2 separate regions of the Homo sapiens genome follow, and region 1 is linked to region 2. A link is a loop called in an ENCODE intact Hi-C map of the cell type or tissue named here. Cell type or tissue: PC-3. All regions are shown on one strand. Links, peaks and the distances in the headings refer to the core of each region. The heading gives the core; the rest is flanking DNA. Region 1 overlaps EDIL3 (EGF like repeats and discoidin domains 3). Region 2 overlaps EDIL3 (EGF like repeats and discoidin domains 3).

Region 1 (7,295 bases), core at 2,189-6,188, 120 kb after region 2:
ATAGGGAAACAGGTCGAGTGGATAGGCTGGGGATGAAGGGTTTATGAGACAGACAGTAAGGCTATGAAAGAGGGAGAGAGGCCCCTGCCCTGTCATTAGTTTGTGCCTAGTGTCTTCCAACCAGTTTTTCATGTTGTGTTTAATGAAAACCTTTGCTTTTCTGTGAATTAACTTTATATTGATACAACATTTATATTTAAATTCAGACATCTCTTTGAAGATGCATGTGATAGTGGCATGCCTCCCTTCAACTGTCATATGATCTGGCATTCTAGCATTTCCTGTATTCTCCGTGTGCTGACAAAGAGATCAGAAAGAGTCACCTAGAGAGTTCCCTAAAATATTTTCCTATTGGGGTGTTTGCTTTTATTTTATTAAATTTTAAGGACATATAACAAATTAAGGATCTTTATTCTGTCTATTGTCTAGGTTTCTTAGGATATGGTTCTACTTTTTTCTGTAGTCTCTTAAGAGATTTTAGAAAATCTAGAGTAAAAAGGGGTAATGATTTAGTTTTGCACATGGAGAACTTAGAGAATTTGCTTACTGTGGGGTACATATAAGCACCTACAGGTTACAGGTGGTACCAGCTCTAAGCTGCTTGAAGGTAAGATCTTGGAAGTTGTTGACAATACATAGATGATAACTCCTGTGCTGGTTTCTACCCTGGAATATGATTGACAACCTTTCTTCTGGACTTTGTATCATGCATGTCCCAGAGGGCAGCCTTTCCCTCATTTTTTACCAGACTTTCAATTTTAAACTGTATATTAAGGCTGCCTTTGCCAATACAATTAAATGAAATATTTTCAAAACTAGTGATATACCACATTTTAAAAACTCAAATATATTTAAGTTAAACAATTAAAAGCAAGATGTTTTTGTTGAGATATTACCTTGATAAATATTACAAAAATAACTGTGAATTATTTACTGTAATGTGTGTCTTTAATTAATTTAGCTATTAAGCACCTTTACTTTGTAAGGAATAAATTTATATCTAACTCTATTATGACCTGTTGCAAAATTACATGGTAAAAATTATTATGCAAATCAATTACCTATTGAACATTTTCAATAACAATGAAATTATTTCATGTTAATAATAAACCTTTTAATACTAGGCAAAAAAAGTTTCCTGTAGTTTTTTAAGTAATTATTTTCTAATTATACTTATAGGGGAGTTAAGGCAATAATACATATTTCTGATTTAAATAATTTCAGTTTAGACTTCTAGATGTGATTCATACAATTTATTTACTTTGGAAGATCTCAATTCTTTTTTAGTTTATTTATTTATTTATTTATTACAAGGTTTGGTTAAGTTTTATTATTTTTATATTTTACATAAAATTACGTTTAATATGTGAAAATCATTTAGATGTTCCTGTAGTATTTATCACACCATTACATCAATTCTTCTAATTAAAGTCCTAATTTAATTCCCTTGTTCATTTTATTTATTTATTTCTTTATTTTGAGATGGAGTCTCACTCTGTCGCCCAGGCTGGAGTGTAGTGGCACAATCTCGGCTCACTGCCTCCTGGGTTCAAGTGATTCTCCTGCCTCAGCCTCCCTAGCAGCTGGCACTACAGGCACGCACCACCACTCCTGGCTATTTTTTTTTTTTTTTTTTTTTTTGTATTTTTAGTAGAGATGGGGTTTCAGCACTTTGGTCTGGTCTCAAACTCCTGACCTTGAATGATCTTCTCACCTCGGCCTCCCAAAGTAATGGGATTACAGGCATGAGCTACTGCGCGCAGACCCTCATTCCTTTTAAATGTTATAAGCTCAAGTGTTCTGACAGTTATTTCCATAAACAGCTTGAAAATGATGATGAATTGGAATGAGAAAACTATTCTCATAAGAACAGATAAGCTTTGTCATGTAAATTTAACTGAACATGATGTTTAAACTAGATTAAGTGCAATGAAAATTAATAACACTTTAGTTAACTAATCTAAAAATAACTAGGATTGTTCTCATTTATTGGACTATGTGGCCCACAATACCTGTATACATTTCCCTCCTGGTTGTTTAAATATGACATTATTAAATTTCAGGAATGCCACTCAAATTCATTTTTATCACTGGCACTACTTTGGGAAAGTAAGACAGATTTCAAGGGAGCTCTTATAATGCAACATCCACAAACAATTATGACAAACAAACAAACAAAAAAACACTTGGGTGATCTCAGAGGGTTTTACTAAAAATTAAAACTAAAATCTTCTAGTAAGGACTAAGTGATGTTTCCAAATATCATAATTATCCAGTTTTTGCAAATTTAATAAAATAATCTAGATAATTATATAGTTGTTTAAGAATTCTGTGATAAGGATATTAAAATAATACCTATGAATATATTTTGAAAGTGGTAAATTAATATTTTCTTATCTCATTATTTGAGCAGCTTTAACTGTTTTAGCCATAATTATAAATTAGCTAGTATTTCCAAGCACATAAACATAGACAATATATACTGTGTGTATATTTATATAATATATATTAAAAATATATAAAATATATATTATATATTAAAAATATATAAAATATATATTATATATAAAATATATAATATATATTAAAATATATATTATATATAAAATATATAATATATATTAAAATATATATTATATATAAAATACATAATATATGTTAAAATATATATTATATATAAAATATATAATATATGTTAAAATATATATTATATATAAAATATATTATATATAATATATATAATATATATTATGTATAAAATATATATAATATATATTATATAAAATATATATAATATATATTATATATAAAATATATACTATATATGAAAAAAAGATATATTATATATATATTTTTTCTTTTTTTTTAAAGACGGAGTCTCTCTCCGTCTCCCAGGTGGCTAGAGTGCTGTAGTGCGATGTCGGCTGGCTGCAACCTCCACCTCCCAGGTTCAAGCAATTCTCCTGCCTCAGCCTCCCAAGTAGCTGGGATTACAGGTGCCTGCCACCACGCCAGGCTATTTTTTTTGTATTTTTAGTAGAGACGGGGTTTCACCATATTAGCCAGGCTGATCTCAAACTCCTGACCTCAGGAGATCCGCCCACCTCAATCTCCCAAAGTGCTGGGATTAAAGGTGTGAGCCACGGTGCCCAGCCCCTATATTCTTTCTTTTGATATCAATGTGTACTACCAAGTATATTTGTTTAAGTACATACTTGTTCACTGAAAATTGCTGAAACATTGTAGAGATAAATACATGATGAGATTTGTATTGTTATGCTCAATATTTAATTATTGCTTTTTAAAAGACAAATTTATAAATAATGACAGGCAAATCTTTTTTGTTTACTAAACTGTATCTTTTCACCAGTTCATGTATGTTGATTTTAAGCATTACTATGTGTCAAGCACTTTCCTAAGTACTTTAAATATTGATTTTTTAATCCTCTCAGCATTCTTTGTACTAGATACTCTTTACTACTGATTCCATTTTATAGAGCAGACTGAGCTATTGAGTGATTAATTTGCATAGGTTGGCCTGGCTAGTAAACTTCAGAACCTGGCCTTAATCCCAGGCATTGCAGTTGCAGAGCCTGCAGCCCTAAGCATGATATGATCCTGTTTTTTGTAGGGTAAAGGGATGCTGTTATTATACTCTACATATTAAAAACACTTACACTTGATGAGTGGCCTTGGCAAGTGACAACAGCATAAGAGGAAAGAGTGCAGGCTTTACATTCAAATAGAACTGGAAGTTTAAACATTTTCTATTTGTAACTATATGTCCTGACAAGTACATTGCCCCTTCTGAGCCTCAGATTCTTTATCTGCAGATGGAATTGATACTATCTTTTGATGGATGTAGATTGATAGGCAGATTAAAATTCATAGCATATGTAAAATACCTAAAATACCTAGTAAAACACCTAGGTCAATAACTGTTATAAAGAAATAATTGCATAAATATATATACATAGGATTTTTTAGTTATTTGAAAAAAAAATACCTGTATATCTCACCTTTTCTTTTGTCATAATGTGTGATTTTAAGTTTTATTATTTATGCAAACAACTTGTCCTTCTTTAGTAAATTAGTGTATGTCCTTGAGAACAAGCAGTGTAGATGTTAGGTATAATGCCTACATACCATGTTTTACAGATACATAAGTTTAAAAATTCCTGTGGCATTAATATAAGTTTAAATAAATATTATTTACCCAAAATCATTATAGGAGATAGTTGCTGTGTTTTTTGTAAAAGGCTATCAAAACATATGAACTACAAATACCCAATTTGATTTATCTTTTTGTATGTTTGCAGTTATTGTAAGATGTCACTGTTATTTGATCAGGTATCTTAGCGAATGACAAGCAAATGAATGTTTGCAGTGATTTTAGTGAATTACAAGAGCAGAATTAATAATTCCAGTATTTTCTTAAAAAGTGGTCAGAGATTATAGTTTTATATAATATAATACTAAATTCCTACTCTTCCCTATCCAGCTGTGACAAGACAAAAGGAAAACATAGAGAAATTCTGAAGTAAATAATTTTTTTAAAAAAGGTGTCTATAAGGAAGTGAAAATTAGAATGAAAACACACATAAGTTTTACAAGAAAACTGCCTAAGTCTGATGTTGCAATATAGTGAATGTATTCAATTATATGATCAAATAAACTAGCCACAAATATTTACTGAGCTTTTCTTAGCGTAACTGTGTACAAGATTACAAGAACATACATGAATAAACTCATTCATTCAACAAATTGTTTCACCCTCTAAAGCCGGGACAACAATGGTAATTGAAATGAATTCAGTTCCTACTCTCATAGAATATACAGATTAATGAGAGAGAAAAAAGAATTATGTATTATTTAATGATAAGATATGGTAAGTGCCATGAGGGCAAAAAAGAGGGAGCCTATGACAGGGAAGCCTTTTGTTTGGGGGAGTTAGGAAAGTGGCATGAAAGCCGAGACCATAAGAATGTATAGTATATACTCAAACAGAAAGAGGAGGGGTGGTAGAGATGAGAATTTTACAAAGAAAATGATGAATAAATAGATCCTTTGAGAATCCTCAAGAATAAACACATCCTTTGTTTATCCTCAAGAATAAACAGATCCTTTGTCTTTAAGAATCTTAATATTTAGTGGATGAGTTAAGATTGTTATTTAACCAACATGTGATAGCACCTTTAGTATATCTTATCTTTTAGGCCTTAACAATATAGAGTCATGAAATTTCATTTGGGGTTGTGATCTGTCCATGCCAAACCATGTTTATATACTAAAAATTCATCTTATAAATATGTTTTTGTGCAATCACAAGGGATTTTTAAAACATCAGAATAGATTTTAACTTGTAAATGTAACAAGAAATCAAAGAGAAACAAAGAAAAATAAATATTTAATTTTAATCCTATTTTATTCCATATAACAAATATCTGCTCTGTTTTAGAAATTTGAACAGGGTACTTTGGTAATGATTTTTGTCTCTGAAAGCATTGGCTAATTTAACTTAAGATTGTTCTACTTTGCTTGAAATACATAAAATAAAAATTAATCCAAAACTCCAGTGGGACAGAAGGACAGTTTGCCTCAGGCTGATACCTTTTGTGAACATTAAAAATAAATAAATAAAGGAATTGACTATGGGTAAATCTGAGGTGCATAACATTTAAAATCTACCTATAAATATATAGAGATACATTTACAAATAACTGTAACCATATATACTTGAATATATAATTATTTTAACTTAATTTCTCACTTCTTTTAAAACATATTTTTGTGAGTTAAAAAAATCCAGAACTCTATGCAAGTATATCAATAAAGAAAGAAACAATTTCAACGTTACTGCAGGATGAAGTTTTTGAAACAATAAACACAAAAAATTGACTCAATAACAAAAGCAAATTGGATTATTTGTGCCTGACATGGAAGTTCTATCTTCCTTCAGATGCCTCTGATTTTCCAAATGTTACACAACAGTTTTGTACAGAATTATCACACTTTGAAGGTTCACCTACTGTACCTTAAAGTTATAATGTAGTAAAGGAAAGACAAACAAGTATCTGCAAAATGTTCAAATAGACCATGTGGGACTTGTTAAATACTTCCAACAAATGGAGTCGTATTCTCATTACCTGACAGTTTTGTATTTAATTGCAAATAATTACTGAAACATTCCGTAAGAAGTTTTTGTTTTCAAATTATTTCAACATTCCCCTTATGTGCTAAACTGTATATGTCCAGGGATTATAATTTAGTTTTGCATTTATTCTCCAGGCTAAAACTTGCTCTTATATTTTCCAGTTCAAAGACAAAGAAAGATGAAGTACTCAGACATCAAGAGAGTTTGAGAACGGCATAACTTGATTTAGTTCTCATAAAATTTAGAACTGTAGTGGATGATTGAAAAATATTGCATTTTTCTCAAACTGAAAATATCACTCTTTCAGCTATCACTCCAACCCTCACCCTTACAAAAGGAGCAGGGGGACAACCCAAATAAAATATATACAAAACAAAAAACACAAAAAAACCTCTCTGTTAGGAAACTACTAGAAAAGAAGTCATCCTGGGACTAGAAAGTTGGAACACTGTTAAATTGTTAATTTGTGGGCCAGACAGTATCTTCTACATGTTAATGTGGCGTTCTTGGGTACTTAGGTGAAATTTTGGGCCGACTGTCAGAGTGAGGTTCAATTGGTTATTTCACAATGGGGAAATTATAGCACAAACCACCGGGATTTCCGCTTTTATCACACTGCTGATAAAAGCAGAGACAAACGCCTTTCTCAGAAGAGAAGAAAGAATATAGATGGTTCCTGATCTTTCACCAAATGTGCACAATTTTTCAAACGATGGCATGATTTCCTGAGCTCTCAAGGGTTCCAAATGGTTGCAATAAAACTTGACTGGCAACTATGGAGCTGAGTTTGGCAGTGACAGCAACAGCTAGTGTGACCCTAGCCGCAGTTTTCAACTGAATCAGCACACTTGGAAGTAATGGTTTCCAGCAGCATGTAAGTCATAAAGCCAAATACATGTTTTGAGTTCCCACCTTCAAAGCAATCTTCTTCAACTGAAGAATGAGGGCACAGCAACCTTTTTCACTGCTTAGGCATATTGAATTTTAGGTGCAATTGGGACATCCTGATAAGATAGTACAGCTAGTTATTAAAAATGCATATTGTAGTTAAGGAAAGCATTGGTAACAAAGATTCAGATTTACAGGTCACATGAGAATGATGAAGTGATAAGATTAGATAGCATTGCCAAGGGAGAAAGTA
Region 2 (7,295 bases), core at 2,141-6,140:
TTTTGCCATGTTACATAGTATTTTTTTTTGAGTACATGGTTTGAAATGAGTCTTGCAGATCTTATGTGTGAATCTTAATATTACCCTGACTTTTGACTTTGCCAAGGGAACATCCATAGCAAAGTAAACTAGTATGTTTCAATGTCCAAGACAAAAAAAAAATGTCAATTTCGGTTTTTTTTTATGCCTTAGGTGATATTTGTGATCCCAATCCATGTGAAAATGGAGGTATCTGTTTGCCAGGATTGGCTGATGGTTCCTTTTCCTGTGAGTGTCCAGATGGCTTCACAGACCCCAACTGTTCTAGTGTTGTGGAGGTTGGTAAGTGCAAAATTTAAGTATTTCAGTAGTTATCTTTTTATTTCCATGAATAAATGGCAGTTTGGCTGTGGTGCATTATGGAGATTAGTTGTAAAATTGCTATATGTTGCTAATTAGTTTACTTTTGTGTAGGATTCTCAGTTGTATCATTTCCAGTTTATATTGAAATTATATTAATTGTGTTCTTTAAGTTTTAAAATATTTTTAGTAATTAACACTAAATTTAAAGACATTACAAATAATACATAAATATAACATTTCTTATATTTCTAATATTAATATAAATTTAACATTTTATTCTCAAATAAAATACATAACTCCAAAGTCAATTTATTCAAGTTAAATTATCACTGTAAATAAAACAGGATGTTTTTAGGGACTTCGAATATCCATCAGCATTTTGTAGCTGTTCTAATCATTACTTTTCTTAGGTGATAAATATATTTTATATTTCTAAGCATATAAAGAAGAGGATATTCCAGATGCAGTGCTCTTCAAAGTTTTCTAAAAAATTTGCTCTGCAAAAATTAATGTGTCATTGGTTACATTCAAATAGTTTTTTAAAAAATCTGCGAAATATGTATACTTATGGATTTAGAGTAACTTCTGTAATTTCCACATAGGTCCCCATTAAGGAAATAGCTGTACTTTAAAATAATTTAACACCATGTAAACTTGTGCAGAGATTTTCTCTCTAACTAAAGAGAGAAATAATTTTCAAAGTTAATAGCACAGGTAAGTTTGAAAAAAATTTATATTTTTCGCATTAGTACCACGAAGAGTACAAGATGGAATATATCTGTTCATTATAGGAAACCAAACATGTTTTGTCAACCTGCATAAACCTTAGAGAAACAGGACACTTCAATGGCTTTGGGGAAATAGTTTTGAAAAAGAAAAGTAATAGCGTCCAGGGATCAGTCTGAATTACCCATCATTGTACCCAGTGCACCTAACTTAATTACCTTATGCATAGTAAAAATCCAGTAACTATTGGTTGAATGAAAGAAAGAATAATTAAATAAAACCATTAATTTACCATCTTTGGCCATTAGTTACTGGATTGTAGTGTGCTTTATTTTTTTAATGAATTTTCCTTATTTTTTATATTGCATTATGAATATATGTTATCTAAAGAAGTTTATTATTGCTGAAAGGTACTTTGTTCATTTAATTCATCTTCAAAGATAATTCTCTTTTAATGCTTTTATTAACTCACTGATATTTTAGGAGGTTTGACACAGTGCCATCGAAATAAAACTGTTGTAACCACTTTGACCCAGGCTTCAAATATGTACATTTGAGTTTCAGAGTTTAATGTGAGAATCATATCCTCAGGAAAGTCTGTATATCTGAAGAAAATTAGAGTCATAAATACCCCTAGTAGAAATGTATGAATAGAGTAAAATTTTAGTGTTGTATTTTAAGCCCAACAACCCCAAATTGGCAGTGCCTTCGAGTTGTATAATAGTATATAATATTTTTGGCACTATTTGAAAGATCCAAATCTGGAATCAGAGAAACAAATGTAGGTAAATGATTAAGAAATCAGTATCTTAGCAGAATTTTTTTTTTTTTTTTTTTTTTTTTGAGACGGAGTCTCACTTTGTCGCACAGGCTGGGGTGCACTGGCACGATCTCAGCTCGCTGCAAGCTCCGCACCCCGGGTTCACACCGTTCTCCTGCCTCAGCCTCCGGAGAAGCTGGGACTACAGGCGCCTGCCGCCACGCCCGGCTAATTTCTTTTTGTATTTTTAGTACAGACGGGGTTTCACTGTGTTAGCCAGGATGATCTCGATTTCCTGAGCTCGTGATCCACCCACCTCGGCCTCCCAAAGTGTTGGGATTACAGGCGTGAGCGACCGCGCCCGGCCAGCCGAATTTTAAAGTAAATACTTGTATACTTTTGGGCTATACTTTTAAATATTAATCCAACATTCAACATTTTATCTGAAGACTGATACTATGGGCAGCAACACTTTAAAAACTAAGCACGCTGCCATATCCCACCTAGTTCAGTGTGACTTTGGGAAATTAAACGCTTATAGAATTAAATTCTACTCAGATTCATTATTACATATTAGTATACATCTCTGATATTCAGAAATTGGATAGTTATACTGTATTATTTTAAGCTATATTTTTTAATTATACATTTCATACAACCCTATTCTTCTCTGGGCTGTATTTAGGAGTTTTTGGAAGAAATGTATTTAGTTTGTATTTGTTTGATCATTTAGTATAGGATATTAGTTACACCAATTCTATTTTCATGTGCTGGTGTTCTAACATTAAAATACTAGGAAAAAACTTTCCTAAAGTCTTAAAGTGTTGACAGTTTCTTGAATACAACTTTCCTATATTATGACGTAATTTTTATAAAGGATCAGAAAATAATGAGAAATCAAGCACAGTTTTCAAGTTCAATACCTATTTATGACAGAAACATTACCCTATTGCCTTTCTACTGCTTTTTCTTAGCTTCATATTTTCTTGCATATGAAAGGTGTACTAAATATTGATTGCATAGTAATACTTGGTAGTAATGCCTTTAATATCTAGCTTACCTTGGGTCTTTTCATATTTTTAAAACTAATATTGGGATCAAATATTTCAAACATTAGATTACTAAAGACCATCCTGCGTTTTTGTTTCGAAAAAAAAAAAAAGGCCGGGCGTGGTGGCTCACGCTGGTCGGTAATCCCAGCACTTTGGAAGGCCGAGGTGGGCGGATCACGAAGTCAGGAGTTTGAGACCAGCCTGGCCAACATAGTGAAACCCTGTCTCTACCAAATATACAAAAATTAACCGGGCACAATAACAGGTTCCTGTAGTCCCAGCTACTAGGGAGGCTGAGGCAGGAGAATCACTTGAACCCAGGAGGCAGAGGTTGCAATGAGCTGAGATTGTGCCACTGCATTCCAGCCTAGGTGACAGAGAGAGACTCCATCTCAAATAAATAAATATATAAATAAAAATAAAAATAAATGGCTTGGCCAAGGCTTTTTTGTTATTGTTCTCCTGTTGTTATCTAGCACCAATGCAGGAAACAGAGTGTATTGGAATTTAAAAAACAAACAAACAAAAAACACATGTGGGTATTTTGAGGTAATATCTTAAAAGACAAAAAATATTTGAGCTGTCACTAGTCTGTATTTTTCCTTACATATTAGTTACCACAAAGATAGAGATGTGTCTAAGGTTTCTTCTATCCATTTCAGACCATATGAATTTTGAGCCATATATATTATGAAATTCTGAATCTTTATATTTTTAATTTCCAAAGGAAAGAAAATAATCTCATTTATATTTGCTTAGAAAAAGTTGTTTTTTGATCCCAGTTTTTAAAATTATGTTTATCCTGTTTATTCTACAGTCAGACACATACTCTTTTCATTGCAGTTCATCTGGAAAGGAGAATTTCAAATGCATGCTTAGAGAAAAACATTTCATGATTTTACCTCAAACCTTACTACTTTGCAGTAGCTTTGTTTCAGGTTGTTGATATTTATTTCAAGCGATCCTCATCCAGTTTTGTACTTTTATTCTTCCCTCACAAAGCATATAATGTCAGATAAGCACAAAACACTTAACACATTTGCAATCAATACTCACATCACTTGCATTCCTGTGTTACGTAGGATAGTTTGGCAGAATTGACTTTCTCAGATTTGTGAACTTCCTTCACTAGACAACATTGCTTTTCTCTGGACATTTTTTGATATTTCTGTATACTGCATTCTCATTCTCTCTCTCTCTCTGCCTCTCTGTATCCCCACACACAGCTATCACACACCTACACAACTCAATGTGCTCAGCCTCTTAGAGTTATTAAGATTCACTTCTGATATCTGAAAATGGCAGTAGGAAAACTTCTCTTCAAACAAAGCAAAGAAAAAGCCCTTGTTTTAAATTCTTGAATTCGAAGGCATTACCCAGATTAACCAGTGTTTGCACAGATGTGCACTGAATGCTGCCTCCCTCTCCAGAGGATTTGTGGACAGACCACCATGTGGCTAAGCCGCAAATTGCTTCCCAATTACTCACTCACATTCCTGGATGGCACTGTGTAATTGGGAGCTATATTATGACACATTCATTTCATGCAGAAATTTTCTATTATCTCTCTCTCTATATATATATAAATGTTCTATTATCTCTTTCCATATATATATATGGCCAGACTGGTCTCCAACTCCTGACCTCAGGTGATCCACCCACCTTGGCTCCCAAAGTGCTGGGATTACAGGCATGAGCCACCTCTCCCAGCCTATCAGTATATATTATACAGTTCATAAATGGAAATCTTGAGAATTTTTAAATTGTACAAGTTCTGTGGCATAACTATCCTATGTGTGTTATCAGAGTAATCCATTAAACTAGTAAAAAGTATAAACTTTTACAACTCAAATACATAGTATATTAACGTAATCAAAGGGAAAAAATAAGTGACTTTTTTTAAACAAATAAAATCTTAGTTTTCATTTATTTTCAAACAAATATTTATTGAGTGTTTACTAAGTAATAGTTACTTGAATGGTGGAGGGGCAATGATAAACAAGTTGCTGTTTAGATGATGAGACAAATAGATAGACAGACAGACATACATACAGACAGAAAGATGGAGATAGATAATAGATAGAAAAATAGATGATAGATAGATAGATAGATAGATAGATAGATAGATAGATAGATAGATAGATAGAAAGATATGTTGTTATGTGTTGTGATACAAGTACCTGGAGCCATAAAAATATAAAGCAGATGTCTTGCTTTAAGCTAAGTGTAAAGGAATGCATGCCAACCTGAAAAAGTAACATCTAGACATAAATCTAAAAAATAATTTCAATCTATTGCAGACTAAAAACTACAACAAACAACAAAACCTATTCCAGACAGAGAAAATAGTGTGTAGAATAACCAGGAGATTAAAAAAAAAGGTATAATGTCATAAACTGAAAGAAGTTAAATGTGGCTAAAACTTAGAGAGAAGGGACATGGTGGCCAGCACTGACTCTGAGGATGGTGACAAGTGGCAGATACTCTAGAGTTTGGTACAGTGTTTAAAAAAATTTCAACTTTTTACTAAGAAAAACAAGAGATTTTGTATTTCTGTTGGTGCAATATGGAAAACAAATTACAGCAAAATACAGCAGGGGGACAATTTGAAGGCAATTGCAGCAGATGAGGCTAGACATGATGATCTTGGCTTCTGTCAATGTGGTAACTAACGGGATGAAGAGGAGAGAGTCACTGAGTATTTAGATGATACCATAGACAATTATTGCTTATTTATGGGGTATGAAGAAAAAGAGTTTGGGAGAAACTAAGAGTAAAGAAAGGCATCCCCAGTTTCTGGCCTGAGCAACTGGGTATCATTTACTGAGATATTATAAATGACAATACACAGGATTGGGAGGCAGAAGGAGAGTTCAGTATTTCACATGTTGAATTTGACAAATTTGATAGACATTATCTAAGAAGTCAAGCATAGATGTAGAAGTCATAATTACATAGATGGTTATTGAAGCTTAGGGAATGGATGAGTCTGTCTAGAAACAGGATAATAGCAAAGAATAGAAGAGCTAGACATGGGAAAGAATAGAGGAATTAGAAATACAAAGCGGTAAGAGGCCATCAATATTTAAGTGATAGGCAGAGAAAGTGAAATCTGTAAAGGAGCCAGAGAGGCAGAGTAGTCAGGTAGAAGGAAAACCAGGAAAGTGTGGTGCACAGTAAGTTCAGGATTAACAATGTCTCAAGGAGTGGGTAATCAGCAGTGTCAAGTACTGTGGAGCAGTTAAGCAAGATAAGCATTTCCTTTGATTACATGTGATTGATGGATGATCTTGTTGGTTTACGGAAGATTAGTTTTGCTGGCGTTGTGGAGAAAGAGCTTGACTGTGGCACGTAGAAGAATTTGTAGAAAAAAATTAAATGGCTAAAACAAACATTTGTCTATTTATTTATTTGCTTACTCATTCATCTATCAAATATTTGAGTATCAGCTATGTGCCACTCTTCCTGGCACTGAGGATATAGCAGTTAAAAAATGGTCTTTGTCGTAAATATGTGTAAAATATTGTTAAAATGATCAGACAAAACAAAGAATATAAACATTGGAATTTGGTAGTAATATAAGATTCATTATCACTTGGAAAAAATTAAAAGTATGTGTATTATTGACAGTAGGTCAGTACAGGATAATAGTACTGTATATTATTTTATTTATAATTTCTTTTTATCTTCTCTGTAATTACATTGACATCTGGCCAGGCTTCTCATTTCCAAATATATATATGTATAGCATATCATGTAAAAAATACATATATATATTCAGGAAAAGTTATTTTATTCTGTTTTATCTTCTCTTATCCTCTTTTACCTATCATATTCCATAGAAACTTATTTCCCTTTGGTAATGATATCCCTTTTCTACCACAAATTCAGATTCTATTAAATGTGTTACCCTCCTATATTGTCACTAATAATCTGTTCCTCAGCTTTCATTTTATTATGAAAAATTGAATATATTTATCCCAGAAAATACAGACTGTCATACACATTTTTTAAAAAACTAGAAGTTGACTGTACATTTCACTCTATGAATAGCCATATTCATGTTTATCTTTCAGAAGGCAATCAGTGTCAGAATATCAAGTAGTATAATAGAGTCTGACGTTGTCCGAAAGACTTCTTGTTAGTGTTCATGAAATATCAGAAAGTTAACGAGCCTTAAGTAGCTCTCTTGGGTGGTGTAGGGTTATTTTAGATTTCGAGACTTTGGTTACCAAATGAGGGATTTGGTAAATTTCAGTTAAATTTTTCAGATAGTAGATGAAATTGTGAGTAGTTGTCGGGGTGGTTTATTTTCCCCTCTACTTAAGATTACTTCTTAGACTCATGATTGAATCCATTTTTCTAGAAGTTACCATAATGAGAGCTATGTTTCACGGACTAAAATACTTTCTCTA

The links. A loop is a pair of places that touch in the nucleus more often than their neighbours do. Peaks named below come from ENCODE experiments on the same cell type or tissue, not always from the same donor. Only the 100,000 strongest peaks of a DNase experiment are listed, where the experiment ranks them.
Region 1: it touches region 2 in a loop (5-fold over the local background); 1 of 110 quality-filtered maps calls a loop at or near these places.

Annotation. Positions count from the first base shown.
Region 1 is chr5:84,127,811-84,135,105 of GRCh38, reverse strand. The region is part of intron 5 of EDIL3 (EGF like repeats and discoidin domains 3); the gene reads left to right. Among named protein-coding and RNA genes, the nearest start is that of EDIL3-DT, 250 kb to the left of the region's middle. In PC-3, for the core only: no CTCF peak of the experiment used is centred there; no DNase peak of the experiment used is centred there; H3K27ac peaks cover 1,415 bases.
Region 2 is chr5:84,247,110-84,254,404 of GRCh38, reverse strand. It overlaps EDIL3 (EGF like repeats and discoidin domains 3), which reads left to right. Exons shown (of 11, transcript NM_005711.5): 2 at 193-321. Among named protein-coding and RNA genes, the nearest start is that of EDIL3-DT, 130 kb to the left of the region's middle. In PC-3, for the core only: no CTCF peak of the experiment used is centred there; a DNase peak (open chromatin) is centred at 4,324; H3K4me3 peaks cover 1,262 bases; H3K27ac peaks cover 1,133 bases.